Linked DNA regions of Homo sapiens: all the other regions are linked to region 4. A link is a loop called in an ENCODE intact Hi-C map of the cell type or tissue named here. Cell type or tissue: mammary epithelial cell. All regions are shown on one strand.

Region 1 (4,000 bases), 130 kb after region 4:
TGGGAAGAGAGAGAGAAAGAGGCATCGAGTAGTCTCCTGCCCTCAGGAACTTTGAGTCATTCATTCACTGTGCACCTCATTGCCTACTGTGCGCCCAGTGCTATGCTAGCAGCTGGGCCCACAGAGTCCTGGCAGATATGAGCACGTGGTGTAGTAGCAGCTGCCCACTGTGGACCCCTTCTCTACCCACTTGGATTTGTTTCCTGCTCCTGACTTCCAGCAAAACTGGGCAGCAGGCAGCATTTCACAGACAGCCTCTTCCTGCTAGATGCTCTCCACAGTCAAGTAGAGTCCCCCCACTTCAGTTTCTCACCCCTCTGGCTCCCCAGGGCTCCCCGACATCAAAGCTTCTACGAGAAAGCTCCGCAGTGGGGGCTGCTTACCCACATAGCTGTCCTCAAGCCCCGGGGAATTAATTCCTTGACCTCCCTGCCCTCAGATCCTGTATTGATGGGAAACTCATACTTGATAGATGAGTGAGCTGACTGGCAGCGAAGAGGACATAGAGGCTCTTCCAGGGCCTCCCAGTGAGTCAGCCTGCACAGCTGCCCTAGGGCCCCAAGCTGTGTGATTCATGTGACCACTGAGGCCTCAGCTGCCTCAGACAGCTCAGGCTGTGCCATGAGTCACACCTTTGCTTCATGGCCTGGCCCCTGGAGCTGAAGGGGTGTCACGCCACAGTTACTCTCTTGTTCACTTGTATTCATGGTCTTCAACAACCAGGAAAGGCAAGGCTGGACTTCAGCTCTTGAGAAGACAGGGCCCATAGGACTAGCTTGTTAACTGCTGGAAAAACCACATACTGGGGCTCTGCAGACCCACAGGGTAGAGAATCCCAGGAGCCAGGACTTCTGTTTGACCACTCTTCAAATCTGCTAGAGCCAGGGAGAGGGCACGGCATGGCCAGAGGGCCCCACTCACAGAGAATTCTGATACTCTGTTGACTGGACTCACCCTCAGACGGGAGTAGCAATTCGCAAAGCAAATGCTGTGTTTTCTGAGAGACCTGCCCAACATTTCCATCTGCCATGGTGGGCTTGTGCCAGAAGCCCCAACAAGACACACTGGGACTTCTCCGAGGGCCCTCTAGGAAGGGGCTGCCACAACCATTGTCCCTACAAGAGGTCCCATGTGGCCCCAGTGAGAGGCAGTGGAAAAACCGTGAAGGGGTTCTTGGGAAAGCAGGGAGCTTTGGTGGGGACCCAGTTCTATCAGCAAACCTTTTGAGCACCTGCTGCTCCATGTACTCTTGGGAAAGCAACGATTAATAAGACCCAGTCCTGCCCTCGAGGAGCCAGCTCATGGTTTGGTGAGGAAGCCCAGGCACACGGCTAACCCTGGAGTAAGCCAGCCTGTTATGTGATACAGGGAGGGCAGAGTGCTGAAGGCCGGGAAAGGAAGAGCAGGAGCTGGGCCTTGAGCAGACTGTTTGGTGTGGCCGATGGCCCAAGAGCCAACCAGAGGTTCTGTTGAGATTTTCAACCCAGGAGGTGGGCAGAGGGGTGGCACTGGGGGCAGAAATGGAGTCACTGTAAGGGAGGAGTGGGCTTTAGGGAAGAGATGGCAGGGCAGGTGGGAATCCAGAGCCAAGACACGTGCGAGAGGCTGGGGTTGAGTTCAAGCGTCAGCAGCTGGAAGCGGAAGCAACCAGAGTGGTGGATTCTTGGAAGGGGGAATGACCTAAAGCCTAAGATGAAGTCTCCTGGCCCTGCAGCAGTGGCTTCTCTGGATGATGACCATTTTAATGGCAGAGCTGTCTGCCCCTACTGTCCTAGAGAGGTGATACTGGGGCCCACTGACCAGGGGCCCACTAGAGGACAACAGAGGCATACATATGTTTAAAGCGTGAGTGCCTAGCACTGCATATATGCATATTGTTGAATCTCTTCATGTGTCCTGTGAGGTACCTGTTTCTATCCCCTCTCTCAAGACAAGGGAACTTAAATCTCAGAGAGGGGAAGCTGCCACCCTGGGTAGCAGCACTGGGAAGGGACAGAATCAGGACTCTCACCCAGCAGTGCTGGGGTGGACAGCATGGCTGTGTGCGCTGCAAGCCCTGACTTCCTGGCCTGCAGGAGCTGTCTAGGGAGGGCGTGTAGGGGAGACGTGTCCTTGGGAGGTGTGTGTCTGTCTCCATTCAGAGGTGTGATAGGGAATTCCCTAACTGCCCCCGCCACCCAGCTCCCCAGTGACTGCTTTCTCTGAACCACCTTAGTGAAATTATCTAGGAGATCAGAGACGGCTTGGCCTGGGACGGCTTGGTCTGGGACCTGGGATGGTCAGAAGCCCCCCTCATGCCCCGTCCCCTTCCTTCCTCTCCTCTGGGAGGCTGGTTCCTGACGCTGGCTCCTCACCTCTGCCCTGCCTCTGTCGCTTCCTCCTTCCCCCTCCCCTGGTTGCAGATACAGTACCTGGACTCCATGAACGGGGAGGATCTGCTTCTGACAGGGGAGGTGAGCTGGCGCCCTCTAGTGGAGAAGAATCCTCAGAGCATCCTGAAGCCCCATTCTCCGACTTACAACGACGAGGGACTTTGATGGGCTGGGCCCTCCGCACGGCCCGCCAGCTGGCTTCGAGGAACCTCCAGGAGAGAAGTGCCTGTTGGTCCAGGACCCTGCAGAAAGTGGCCTGAACTGACCTCTGAACAGCATCTGTCAAATACCTGGCCCCATTTGTGTTGAGTTTCCTCTTAGTGTGCCCAGGAGTCTGATCTGCTGGGGTACAGGGCTGGGAGAACCCCTAGCTCTCCCGGGGTGTCCTCTCCCTTAGGGGAAGCCCCGAGTGAGAGTCCCCCAGCACACACTCCCCAACCCCCTCCAGCAACTACATGTGACTGATAGCTTTTCCCAAAGGCCAAGGAAGGGATGGTGTAGGTTCAAAAGGGAAACCCCCCAGGGCCTGCTGTGGCCTAGGAGCAGATTGTAATGCTGCCGAGTCCGGTCGGTGACCACGCGTTGTCCCTCGGCTTTCAGCCATGGGGTTGAGTTGGCCATTAAAAGAAACAGAGACTTCTCTCTGCCATGGCCCTTCTTTATTCCAGGGACTTAGAAACTTGCCTGAGATGGTGGACGCAGTAATGAGGGCACCGCGCAGCTCAGTTAGAGACGGAGAAAGGGAAGAGGCTGGGATGGTCTCTGCTGCTCTTGCCTCTAGTTCATGGAGATGTGTCTCTGTTCAGGCCAAGATACAGCCAGCCAGGCCTGTCGTCTGGGACCCAGGAGGCCTCTGATGACCAAGGGCTTTCACATCCTAAGTCATTTGGAAGGAGGCCTTGAGAACAAAGTCACCTTTGTCACTCCCAGTGAACTGAATGAGGAACATGCTGTCTCCTGTCTTGGCCTCCCCTTTCATGAGATACTGGGGAGAAGAGAACATTCCTCCTGGCTTAGTTGTAGCAGACCCAGACCTGTGCCCAGCTTTGGTCCCCCTTCCCAACTTCTGAAGCACGTGCTGCAGAGCCACCTTGGTCTGAGCACCTGAGGACCAGCCCCTCCTCCCTCAGTGCGGGTCATCTCTTGGGGGATTTTCTTAAAGTGAAGAAAGGGGGTGGGGAACCATATTGCCCCTCCCTCCCCCATCAAACTTCCTTCATTTAACTTGCTATAAAATGAGTCATATAAAGAAACTCTATATGGGTGAGGTATATCCCACTTCTGTGAAAACATTACAAATCAAACCGCTTCTCTCAGTTTATTTAAGATGCTTTTGTTGCGAGCGGAGCTCTAGAGTGAAGCCTCCTGTGTGTGTGTGAGATAATAACACCTTGTAACTCATTACAGCTGGGCACTATTTACATAAACCAGAGCTGAGCCAGGCAGGAATTTGCTGATTAATTTATTTTTAATGGAGTGAAGTATACCATGCACCAAAATAAACTTTACTGTGTGTACCTAACTGCTCCTGGAATGGATGGAAAAATTAATGGAACAGATTTTGGCTCCCAACTCTACACATTAATTCATATATAAAAGTTATTTGAGCTTTAACCCATTTGCTGCCC
Region 2 (4,000 bases), 600 kb after region 4:
GCTGAGGTAGGAGAATCGTTTGAACCCAGGAGGTAGAGGTTGCAGTGAGCCGAGATCACGCCATTGCATTCCAGCCTGGGCAACAAGAGCGAAACTCTGTCTCAAAACAAAACAAAAAAAGCTCTGGCCAGGCGTGATGGCTCACGCCTGTAATCCTAGCACTTTGGGAGGCCGAGGCAGGCAGATTGCCTGAGCTCAGGAGTTCGAGACCAGCCTGGGCAACACAGTGAAACCCTGTCTCTACTAAAAAATACAAAAGAAATTAACCGGGCATGGTGGCGTGCACCTGTAGTCCTAGCTACTCGGGAGGCTGAGGCCAGAGAATTGCTTGAACCAGGGATGCGAAGGTTGCAGTGAGCCGAGATCGCACTACTGCACCCCAGCCTGGGTGACAGAGCAAGAGTCCATCTCTAAAAAAAATAAATAAAATAAAATAAAATAGCTCCTAAGTGGAAACCCACATGCTCATTAACAGTAGAATGGATAAATTATGGTGTATTCAAACAATAAAATGCTGGCCAGGTGTGGTGGCTCACATCTGTAATCCCAGCACTCTGGGTGGCAGAGGTGGGAGGATCACTTGAGCCCAGGAGTTTGAGACCAACCTGGGCAACATGGTGAAACCCCGTCTCTACAAAAAATACAAAAATTAGCATGGTGTAGTGGCATGCACCTGTGGTCCTAGCTACTAGGGAGGCTGAGGCAGAAGGATTACTTGAGCCTGGGAGGTCAAGGCTGCAGTGACCTGTGATCCCACCACTGCACTCCAACCTGGGTGACAGAGCAAGACTCTGTCTCAAAAAAATAAAAAATAAATAATGAAATGCTACCCAGCAATGAAAATGAACATGCTACAACTACATGCAACAATGTAGATGAATCTGTAAGTTTAACTCCTGGTGAGACTAATCTATGGAGTTAGAAGTTAAAATACTGTTTAACCTTGGGGGCTGTGGGTAATGACTGGAAGGGGCTTCTGTGGGGCTGAATGTTCTATTTCTTGATTTGGGTGTTTGTTAGACATGTGTGTTGGCTTTGTGGAAATTCAACAGGCTTTACACTTACGATTTCTGTACTTTTATGTCTTTATATTATACTCTAATAAAAAGCTTTAAAATTTCAGAATATTTTTGAAAACAGTTTTTTTTTTCTCCCCCACCCCCACCTTTTTGTGTATGTATGGTCACTTGATATTCTTCCACTTTTTAAAATTGTGTAATTATTAGTCTATTTCTTCTATTTTTTCAATGATTTTTTTCCTGAAGAGCAAGCCATGGCTTGCCCATAGTAAGCCCCCACCCCACCACCGCTTTTTTTTTTTTTTTTTTGAGATAGAGTCTCACTCTGTCATCCAGGCTGGAGTGCAGTGGTGCAGTCTCAGCTCACTGCAACCTCTGCTTCCCAGGCTCAAGTGATCCTCCCATCTCAGCTTCCCATGGAGCTGGGACTACAGGCATGATGCACCACCACGATTGGCTAATTTCTGTATTTTTTTGTAGAGACGGGGTTTTGCCATGTTGCCCTGGCTGGTCCCTAATTCCTGGGCTGACACAATCCACCTACCTCCACCTCCGAAAGTGCTGGGATTACAGGCATGAGCCACTGCGCCTCGCCATAGCATGTCTTTATGCAAAGCACAAGTGACCCCCTCCTCAAGGCATTTTATTTCCATATATCTGAAAATTGTTACAACGAACAGATTCTGAAATAACAAGGCATTTTACTGCCATCTACTGGTAAATTATCATAATAAATTTGCAAATTATAATGTCATGTGAATGGTGTCCACTTAAAAGTGATATCCTTCAAGACTAGTGAACAATACAGTCAGGATGGCTAGAAGTGACCCCAGGAAACTAAGGGGCAAGATGTCTGCTTTTGCCTTCTTTGTGCAGACGTGCAGAGAAGAGCATAAGAAAAATCCAGAGGTCCCTGTCAATTTTGCAGAATTTTCCAAAAAGTGCTCTGAGAGGTGGAAGACAATGTCTGGGAAAGAGAAGTCTAGGCTGGGCACGGCGGCTTACGCCTGTAATCTCAGCACTTTGGGAGGGTGAGTTGGGTGGATCACCTGAGGTAAGGAGTTTGAGACCAGCCTGGCCAACATGGTGAAACCTCGTCTCTACTAAAAATACAAAAAACTAGCCGGGCGTGTTGGTGGGCGCCTGTAATCCCAGCTACTGGGGAGGCTGAGGCAGGAGAATGGCTTGAACCCAGGAGGCAGAGGTTGCGGTGAGCTGAGATCGTGCCACTGCACTCCAGCCTGGGCAATAAGAGCAAAACTCCATCTCAGAAAAAAAAAAAGAGAGAGAGAGTCTAAATTCGATTAAATGGCAAAGGCGGATAAAGTGCACTGTGATAGAGAAATGAAGGATTATGGACCAGCTAAGGGAGGCAAGAACGATCCTAATGCCCCCAAAAGGCCACTGTCTGGATTCTTCCTGTTCTGTTCAGAATTCTGCCCCAAGATCAAATCCACAAACCCTGGCATCTCTATTGGAGACGTGGCAAAAAAGCTGGGTGAGATGTGGAATAACTTAAATGACAGTGAAAAGCAGCCTTATGTCACTAAGGTGGCAAAGCTGAAGAAGTATGAGAAGGATGTTGCTGACTATAAGTCGAAAGGAAAGTTGGACGGCACAAAAGGTCCTGCTAAAGTTGCCTGGGAAAAGATGGAAGAAGAAGATGAAGAAGATGGGGAGGAAGAGAAGGAGGATGAATAAATAAACTGTTTGCCTATAAAAAAAAAAGGTGATATCCTTCTGCAGGGCAAAATTCATCCAACTAAATGTGGTAAGTTTGTCATTTGGCACTGTTGTGACGAACCCTGCAGACAGTAAAATGTTGACACTTTCTAGATGGTTTTGTTCTTTCTTTTTTCCCCTGTTTTATTATTGTTTTTCTTAAAGACATCATTGAAGTATTCACTGTCAGTCTTATCACTGCAGAGCTTGAGCCTGTTTGGACACACATGAAAGTAGAAGTCCAATAAATACAAATCAAATTATCAAAGAACAATTGATTTGCTTTTTCTTCACTCTAGTCCAAATCTAGAACAATCCTGGATGTTTTAGGACTGTTTTTCTTGCTCAAAACATTTTATGAAATAGCCTGACCACCTCTTCAGAAGCCTCTCTCAATCTATTGCTTGTTGAGACTATCATAAGCACTAAGCTTTCTCCTAAACATTTATAGGTATAAATTCATTAATATGCTTGACAACCTTATGAAGTAGGAGCCCTTATTCTCTGCATCCCACAGGTGAGGCAACTGAAGCACAAAGAAGTTAAGTTACATTTCAAGTGAGGATATTACAAACATAGCTTCCTTGGGGAGCTTACAGTCTACTGGGGATATAGAATGAAACAAAACCCATGTAAAGATTTTTAAACAATATAAATGAGAAAATACTTTGGACCCTGTTGGACAAGTCATTTATCTCCTTTTGGTTGCAGTTTCTTCACATAGCTAATAAATGGCAGAGCTAGAATCTGAACTTGGGTGTTCAGATTCACTTTGGCTTCAGAGCCCAATATTGTAATCATTATGCTATACTATCTGCTAGTTTATGGCCTGTTTTTGTTCTTTTGCTGCCTGCCTGCAGGCAACAAGTATTTGTGTTGCCTAGGCTCCTGCTATTTTTACCTACAGGATCTGCAGGTGCCCAATGCGCCCCTGTCTTCTCAGCTCTTTGCATTCTTGCAGATCCCAGGAACACCCATGACCCTTGGCTTAAGGACATGGACAACAAGGTGAAAAAATTAGGATAGTGGCTCTGGAATCTTTTGTGCGTGTGTATGGTAAAATACATATATAACATAAAATTTGCCATTTTAACCATTTTTAAGCATATAATTCGGTGGCATTAAGTATATTCACATGCAACCATCACCACCATCTACCTCCAGAACTTTGTTTTCCCCAACTGAAACTTTGTATTCATTAAACACAAACTTCCCATTCCCTCTCCCTCTAGCCCTTGGCAACCACTCTACTTTCTGTC
Region 3 (4,000 bases), 97 kb after region 4:
GCCTTCTCCCATGTTACTTCTTATGCAGTGTCCCTTCTACTTAACTGTAAGTTTTATAAAAGCAGAAAACCGTCTTATTCAGTTTTTTGCTTATGCAGTAAACATTGAATAATTGTCAAATGAATAAATAATTGTCAAATAAATGAATATATTGAATACCAGCCTTTGGAATTCTTTTTTAAGCTAACATTTATTAGATAAATCATACCTGCTTTATTAGTCTCTGATCCAAGTGTATATCAGTGCAGTCCTGCAGGAATTGGGGAATTTTTCCCCTATCGCATTTTATCCAGCCGTTTTTTCTATTTGGATTGTTGTAGATAGGGTGCTGCCCCATAAGGGAGTGTTTTAGATCAGCGTTTCTCATACTTTAATGTGCCTATGGTTCACCTGAGGATCTTGTTAAAATACAGATTCTGATTCAGTAAGTTTCAGGACAGGGGTGAGAAAATCTACAGTTCTGAAAAGCTTCCAGGTGATGCGGATGTTGCTAGTGACGCAGGGTGGGGTAGGGGACAATAGCAAGGTTTTAGGTGGTCCCCCAATACAGGCTCTTAAATTGCCTTCATGAAGAGAAGTGCCCAAATTCCGGTTTAGTTACAAAGACTATAACTAAAGGATGATGGTTTTAAAATAATAGAGATTTGGAAGAGTTGGGGAATTACTATTACTGCTTTCTGCTATAGTTGACTTGATACCTTCTTTCTAACCTCATGGCATAAATAGACATGCCTTATATAGGCAAGACAATTGTATATTAATCACTGGGTTGTGAGTGCATGCATGGATGAGTGTGAGTGCATGTGTGTGTTTGAGGGGATCTCAGTCTTCCGTGTGTGTACAACCTATAAATGGGACACGTGGCTAGGGAGAAGTAATAGGCAGTGTAGAGCCAGTCTGGCCTGGTTCTCACCCTGACTGGCAAATCTTTCCTCTTCTGTGCTTCAGTTTCTGTATTAAAAGAAAGGTGGGGACAGGGGAGGCCTAACTACATGAGCCCCAAGTTTTCAGCTTTTTTTCAGCTTGAAAATCTATGGTTTGAAGGTGGTAATTTGCAAATCTATCTCTGTGTTATTTGGCATCCCAGGTGTACCTCTGTAAGAAAACATATAAAATGTAGAATTTATAAAACCAATCAATGTAGTAGTGATTTTTCTCATGCCAAAAACTTAGAGGTGATTGCTTTGAGTGGATTGGTGTGTGGAAGATCAAGAAATAAGAGAGCCACTTTCGAGTTAGTGATGAATAATAAATTTGCATCAAAAACTCCTTTGAAATTAGAATTCTATTCTGATTTGGTGGGAAATTTTTTATTTTACAAAAATTTGCTTTTCACCAACTTTTTGGAGCCCAACTATTGTGAAAAATGGAGCAGACTCATATATCATCGTGAAGCTGGTACAAAAAGCAGGTGTTAAATTTGAGGTTACAAAAATCACATCAATAATTTAGAGTGTTCTGACTTAAAAAAACATTATTTGGGATTTAAACTTATAAATTAGCTGTGGAAATAAAGTTCATTATATCACCTCATCTGGTCTAGTTTTATTTCATTAACTGCTTCTTAAAAATCTTTGTGAGCTGAGTTGCAGCTGAAGAGCTTGGAGACCATTTTTCCTTGGGCCCTTGCCGCACTCCTGAGTGTTGGTAAGAGTAAAGAACTAAGTCTTGACACAGCTGTAAAAACAGACAGCGCCTTTGGCCTCAGCACTTTCTCCTGGTGCAGGCAGATTTCAGATGTAAATTTCACTCTCTGCCTCTCCTACTAATGAAGTAAGTTTCTTTTGCTGGGTTTGCAGCCAGGTGTGTCCAGTCTTGTGGCTAACCAGGGCGCTTTACTTAATTTTTCCATTTGTGACATTTCAACCAAACTTAAAAAACAAACATAAAAATTAGCTCACGGCAGTGGCTCAAAGTGTTAATGGTAACCTTAGGCTGGCTAAACGACTTCCTCTCAGTTCTGCCCTGCCAGACATCTCCACCTTGTGGCTCACAATGAGCAGGCTCAAGCTTTCCAAGACAGAGATGGGAAGGGATGGGAGTGGGCTGTAGTTGAGAAATTACAGTTTACCCTTATCAGCGGTCCCTGGCATGCCTGTTGCCTCAGTGAGACTTCTGGAATAAGAATGCACCTTCTGTCACCTCATGGTCCCCTGCTCACTCTCTAGCAGAGCTGCTTGATGGGATGATGCAGAGGGCCTAGGAAAAATGGAGGAACTGTGGGCTGAACTTGACTCTTGTGTAATTCTGCCTTGCTTCTCAGAACCACCATTTTGCTTTGTAAGGTCCTCTACGATCACACTCCAGACCACCTCTCCAAACTCATTTCCTCTAGTTCTTCTTGAACCTTAAATATGTGAAACCTACTAGCACATGTGCCTGGCACTTAGTAAGCACTCAGTGAACATCACATTCCATCCTTGCTTCACATACCCTTCACTCCAGCCAAGCTGAATTCCTTGCTATTTCTGTCTTGTGTCTTTGCTCACTCCATGCATACACCTAGATTGCCCTAACACCCCAGCCTCAATTCCTTCACATCCTTCCACAGCTAACTGGAAGCCAATCCCAGTTTCCCCTAAGGAAGTACCTTAATGATTTATATCTACCCTTCTTCCAGCTCTTACTCTTTCTATTTTGTATCACTGTTATTCACTTATGTTGACTGTCTTCCAGGTGAATTCCTGTGGTGCAGGATCACGTACATCTGTCTCCAAAGTGCCTGTTATTGCCCCTTTCCTGAATAGGTGCCCAGTAACTATCTGAAGAATGAAGGAAGCCAGTCCTGCAGGCCCAGAATGAGTACTGGAAAAAGTGGGGCAGGGAGATACCGTTTTTTATTCTGAGGATATTTGTTTGCTGTGTTAGTCTTAAATATTGGAAGAAAAGGAAATAAATCGTTTCCCCCACCATCAACTGTTCAGTTCCTTTTTCCCATACTTTTCCATCTTCTAATGGAATTACTTGATTTTTTAAAAACCCCAGGTTATACATAGGGTATATTATGTTTATTTTCTTTCTTTCTTTCTTTCTTTTTTTTTTTTTTTTTTTTGACGGAGTCTCTCTCTGTCACCCAGACTGGAGTACAGTGGCGCGACCTTGGCTCACTGCAACCTCTGCCTCCTGGGTTCCAGCGATTCTTCTGCCTCAGCCTCCTGAGTAGCTGGGATTACAGGCGTGCACCATACCCGGCTAATGTTTGTAATTTTAGACAGGGTTTCACCATGTTAGCCCGACTGGTCTCGAACTCCTGACCTCAGGTGATCCGCCCTTCTCGGCCTTCCAAAGTGCTGGGATTACAGGCATGAGCCACCACCACCCCCGGCTGGTATTTTATCTTTCTAAACTAACAAAGGCATTACATTTTAGGAGGCTTTAGTTTTTCTGAAAATTTCCTTTCAGGCCTCTGTAATCACCACCTGTCACCAAATCGCCTCTCTTTCCCTACAAAAATTTTCAGACCTCTTCTATTTTACGATATAAAAATTTTACTGTTTTGCATCTCTAGGTCAGAATTAAAACTCACTGCCAAAGGTATTGTTTTTAAAGACAAGGAGCACATTAAAAGGTATAGTTAGCCTGGACAATGTAGGGAGACCCCATCTTTACAAAAATAAAATTAGCCGGTTATGGTGGCACATGCCTGTGGTCTCAGCTCTGTGGGAGGCTGAGGTGGGAGGATCACTTGGGCCAGGGAGTTTGATGTTGCAGTGAGCTGTGATCACAGTGTTACACTCCAGCTTGGGTGGGGGGAAAAAAGTGTGAGTGTAACTAAAGGACAGTCCCTTGGGCTTGAGGCCATGAAAATAAGAATACATGTTCTCAGATACCAGTTGTTCTTTTGAAAGTTTCTAAAATGGCCTGAGCTGTTGGAGTGGATAGTCAGTTATTAGGGGAGAGAAGGCTAAATTCTAAGAAGTCAGAGTAATTCCATTTTGGGATTGGCTTACGAATTTAAGCAGGGTCCTACTGAACATGTACGTCTGGTAGATACATGCCT
Region 4 (4,000 bases):
CTGAGCTTACAAAATGCTTAAGAAGTGGCAAGACAATTCTTCCCTTCAAGAAACTTAGAGTCTAATGGGAAAGGCAGGTTATGTCCACAAATAACTACACCTCAAAGTAGAAAATGATGATTTTTGTCAATAAGGGCCAGTTAGAGATTAATTTATTCATATAACACGTACTGAGAGCTGCTGTGGGCTGGGCCCTCTGCCAAGCACTGGGTATAATTCAAAGATAAATATGGCACAGTCTAGTCATAATCTAATGGGAGAGACAGGTATGTAAAGAAATTATTATAGTTATAAGGAATTAAGTTATGATTTTAAAATATGACAAAATACAGAGTGGAAGAAACAAACTGTGTTGGGATAGGGGGCAGAGGCAGAGACTGAATAAACTTTCAGCTGCCAAAAAATGTAAAAGAGCACAGAAAATGTGTGATGGCAGCTCAGGGGGAGTGTGCATTTTCTGGAGGATGCAAGAAGGCTTCATGGAGGAGGTGGCACGTGGGTTGGCACTTGTTTGATGGGTAGCTTTTAGTAGAGGGTTGAACCAGAGAGAGCCTGGAGGCCTAGAAGCCAGTTATAGGGGAGAATCATAGCGAGGCAAGCAATGAGGAGGACAGGGCAGTGACAGAGGTGGTGAGGAGGGAGTGAAGGGAGGGATGCCAGAGAGGACTGGTTCAGTGGGAACAAGTCTGTTTTTAATTTTTTTATTTTATTAATATTATTTATTTACTTATTTTGTGTGTGTGTGATGGACTCTAGCTCTGTCACCTAGGCTGGAGTGCAGTGGTGCGATCTCGGCTCACTGCAACCTTTGCCTCCACACCCGGCTAATTTTTTGTATTTTTGGTAGAGATGCCTGCAATCCCAGCACTTTGAGAGGCCAAGGTGGGTGGATCACTTGAGGTCAGGAGCTCGAGACCAGACTGGCCAACATGGTGAAACTCCGTCTCTACTAAAAATACAAAAAATAGATAGGCATGGTGGTGTGCACCTGTAGTCCCAGCTACTCGAGAGGCTGAGGCAGGAGAATCGTTTGAACCCAGGAGGTGGAGATTACAGTGAGCCAAGATCGCACCACTGCACTCCAGCCTAGGTGACAGAGTGAGACTCTGTCTCAAAAAAAAAAAAAAAAAAAAAAAAAAGAAGGAAGCCTATCTGACTATTGCTTCTCCCCCGCCATCCTTCTTACAGCGTGAAAAGTGTTGTTGTAGAGAAATGTACAGAAGGGGTAACTGGCTCTGTCTGGGGACGAGGAAAGGCTTCCCGAAGGAGGTAAATTTTCAGCTAAACTTCTCAGGATGTAGAGTGCTTCCTCCAGTTGTGGGAGAGAGAGAGGAGGATATTTCAGGTGAAGCGAACAGCTTTCCCCGCTGACCCTGTGTTAAGTTGCCCAGGGGCTCTACGGCGAAGGTTCCCCAGAGGAAGGGATCTTCCATACTTCAATGAGGCACTTTAAGAAACCCTTGAGTTCAGCTGGAATTCAGACCTTCCAGAGCTACCAGAAAAACATCATGTGGGAAATTGTGCCCGGCGCGGTGGCTCACGCCTGTAATCCCAGCACTTTGGGAGGCCGAGGCGGGCGGATCACGAGGTCAGGAGATCGAGACCATCCTGGCTAACATGGTGAAACCCCATCTCTACTACAAACGTAAAAAATCAGCCAGGTGTGGTGGCAGGGGCCTGTAGTCCCAGCTACTGGGGAGGCTGAGGCAGGGGAATGGCGTGAACCTGGGAGGCAGAGATTGCAGTGAGCTGAGATCATGCCACTGCACTCGACAGAGCGAGACTCCGTCTCAAAAAAAAAAAAAAAAAAAGCGTCATGTGGGAAATGGCTTTTCCAGCCTCCTGTAGGGGCCGCTGCTGCCCCAGACTCAGCCAGTCTTGTCTAAGAAAACTCAGAGGACGTCTCTGCTGGGGTGGTGGTGGGGTACACCCTGGACCTGCCGCCATCCAAGGAGTGAACTTAAGGGCGACAGTGCCCCCAAGCCTGAAGAATATGCACTCAGTCAATGGCATTTGGGGGTAGGGAGGGGGTGTAGTGGGCACTGATATTTTTCAGTCTCTGGGTCACCACAAGTTTATTAAAATAAAAGAAAATGTGGGTAAATGCTGCCATCTGTGCTGTCCCTACTCCCAATACACACACACAGGCACACACACACACAGGCACACACACACACAGGCACATAAACACACACACACACACACACACACACACACACACACGCATAACAAATCAGGTCCCAGACTAGATGCAGGAGTTGAAACTGCTTTAAAAACACTCTAAGAACTTAACTACAAACCCACACTCCCCATGCTTCTGGGGCTTAAGATCTTTGAGCTCATTCTTCAGCATCTCTCCTCGGGAAAGTGGGGTGGGCTGCTCCATGAGGTGGAGGTGAAGACCCCTGAGTCTGCCCTGTGGAGGGGGAGGCCCCCTAAGCCTAGAGTCCCGCTGCAGGGCTCTGTGCCAGGAGCCCCCGTGAGCCATGGCCTCGAAAGGGCAGCGGTGATTTTTTTCACATAAATATATCGCACTTAAATGAGTTTAGACAGCATGACATCAGAGAGTAATTAAATTGGTTTGGGTTGGAATTCCGTTTCCAATTCCTGAGTTCAGGTTTGTAAAAGATTTTTCTGAGCACCTGCAGGCCTGTGAGTGTGTGTGTGTGTGTGTGTGTGTGTGTGTGTGAAGTATTTTCACTGGAAAGGATTCAAAACTAGGGGGAAAAAAAAACTGGAGCACACAGGCAGCATTACGCCATTCTTCCTTCTTGGAAAAATCCCTCAGCCTTATACAAGCCTCCTTCAAGCCCTCAGTCAGTTGTGCAGGAGAAAGGGGGCGGTCGGCTTTCTCCTTTCAAGAACGAGTTATTTTCAGCTGCTGACTGGAGACGGTGCACGTCTGGATACGAGAGCATTTCCACTATGGGACTGGATACAAACACACACCCGGCAGACTTCAAGAGTCTCAGACTGAGGAGAAAGCCTTTCCTTCTGCTGCTACTGCTGCTGCCGCTGCTTTTGAAAGTCCACTCCTTTCATGGTTTTTCCTGCCAAACCAGAGGCACCTTCGCTGCTGCCGCTGTTCTCTTTGGTGTCATTCAGCGGCTGGCCAGAGGATGAGACTCCCCAAACTCCTCACTTTCTTGCTTTGGTACCTGGCTTGGCTGGACCTGGAATTCATCTGCACTGTGTTGGGTGCCCCTGACTTGGGCCAGAGACCCCAGGGGACCAGGCCAGGATTGGCCAAAGCAGAGGCCAAGGAGAGGCCCCCCCTGGCCCGGAACGTCTTCAGGCCAGGGGGTCACAGCTATGGTGGGGGGGCCACCAATGCCAATGCCAGGGCAAAGGGAGGCACCGGGCAGACAGGAGGCCTGACACAGCCCAAGAAGGATGAACCCAAAAAGCTGCCCCCCAGACCGGGCGGCCCTGAACCCAAGCCAGGACACCCTCCCCAAACAAGGCAGGCTACAGCCCGGACTGTGACCCCAAAAGGACAGCTTCCCGGAGGCAAGGCACCCCCAAAAGCAGGATCTGTCCCCAGCTCCTTCCTGCTGAAGAAGGCCAGGGAGCCCGGGCCCCCACGAGAGCCCAAGGAGCCGTTTCGCCCACCCCCCATCACACCCCACGAGTACATGCTCTCGCTGTACAGGACGCTGTCCGATGCTGACAGAAAGGGAGGCAACAGCAGCGTGAAGTTGGAGGCTGGCCTGGCCAACACCATCACCAGCTTTATTGACAAAGGGCAAGGTGAGGGGGCGGGGTGGCAGGGGCACGGCTCAGAGGGAGGGGCATCTGCATGAATGGAGGGGCTTTCAAAGCCCTGGCACTGCCCTGGTGGGAGACACTGTGTGCATCTGGCCCGGGGTGGGTGTCTGGGGACACTGACACATATCTCACACATAGCAGATCCTAGGCTGCCCACACATCAGGGCTGGAGGGCACCTAGGAAGCACCAGGTCCAACGCCTGCAAGGTGCAGAGTGGGCACTAAAGCCTAG

What was found. A loop is a pair of places that touch in the nucleus more often than their neighbours do. Peaks named below come from ENCODE experiments on the same cell type or tissue, not always from the same donor. Only the 100,000 strongest peaks of a DNase experiment are listed, where the experiment ranks them.
Region 1: a loop joins it to region 4, with 8 times the contacts of the local background. A loop is called at or near these places in 106 of 110 quality-filtered maps.
Region 2: a loop joins it to region 4, with 13 times the contacts of the local background. A loop is called at or near these places in 18 of 110 quality-filtered maps.
Region 3: it touches region 4 in a loop (7-fold over the local background); 10 of 110 quality-filtered maps call a loop at or near these places.

What each region holds. Positions count from the first base shown.
Region 1 is chr20:35,302,472-35,306,471 of GRCh38, reverse strand. UQCC1 (ubiquinol-cytochrome c reductase complex assembly factor 1) reads left to right here. Exons shown (of 10, transcript NM_018244.5): 10 at 2,403-3,894. The coding sequence ends at 2,537. Among named protein-coding and RNA genes, the nearest start is that of FAM83C, 12 kb to the right of the region's middle. RefSeq lists enhancers at 472-766, 1-1,058, 1,350-2,170. In mammary epithelial cell, a CTCF peak has its summit at 2,469 (motif pointing left); DNase peaks (open chromatin) are centred at 581, 2,471, 3,471, 3,561 and 2 weaker places; H3K27ac peaks cover 4,000 bases.
Region 2 is chr20:34,832,295-34,836,294 of GRCh38, reverse strand. It overlaps the pseudogene HMGB3P1. Among named protein-coding and RNA genes, the nearest start is that of NCOA6, 8.6 kb to the right of the region's middle. In mammary epithelial cell, a CTCF peak has its summit at 1,737 (motif pointing left); no DNase peak of the experiment used is centred here; H3K27me3 peaks cover 246 bases.
Region 3 is chr20:35,340,271-35,344,270 of GRCh38, reverse strand. All of the region lies in intron 7 of UQCC1 (ubiquinol-cytochrome c reductase complex assembly factor 1), which reads left to right. Among named protein-coding and RNA genes, the nearest start is that of FAM83C, 50 kb to the right of the region's middle. In mammary epithelial cell, a CTCF peak has its summit at 2,002 (motif pointing left); no DNase peak of the experiment used is centred here; H3K27ac peaks cover 571 bases.
Region 4 is chr20:35,437,048-35,441,047 of GRCh38, reverse strand. It overlaps GDF5 (growth differentiation factor 5), which reads left to right and starts at 2,820. Exons shown (of 2, transcript NM_000557.5): 1 at 2,820-3,750. The coding sequence starts at 3,120. RefSeq lists a silencer at 1,896-1,955 and promoters at 2,647-2,900, 2,365-3,119. In mammary epithelial cell, a CTCF peak has its summit at 1,859 (motif pointing right); a DNase peak (open chromatin) is centred at 1,867; H3K4me3 peaks cover 880 bases.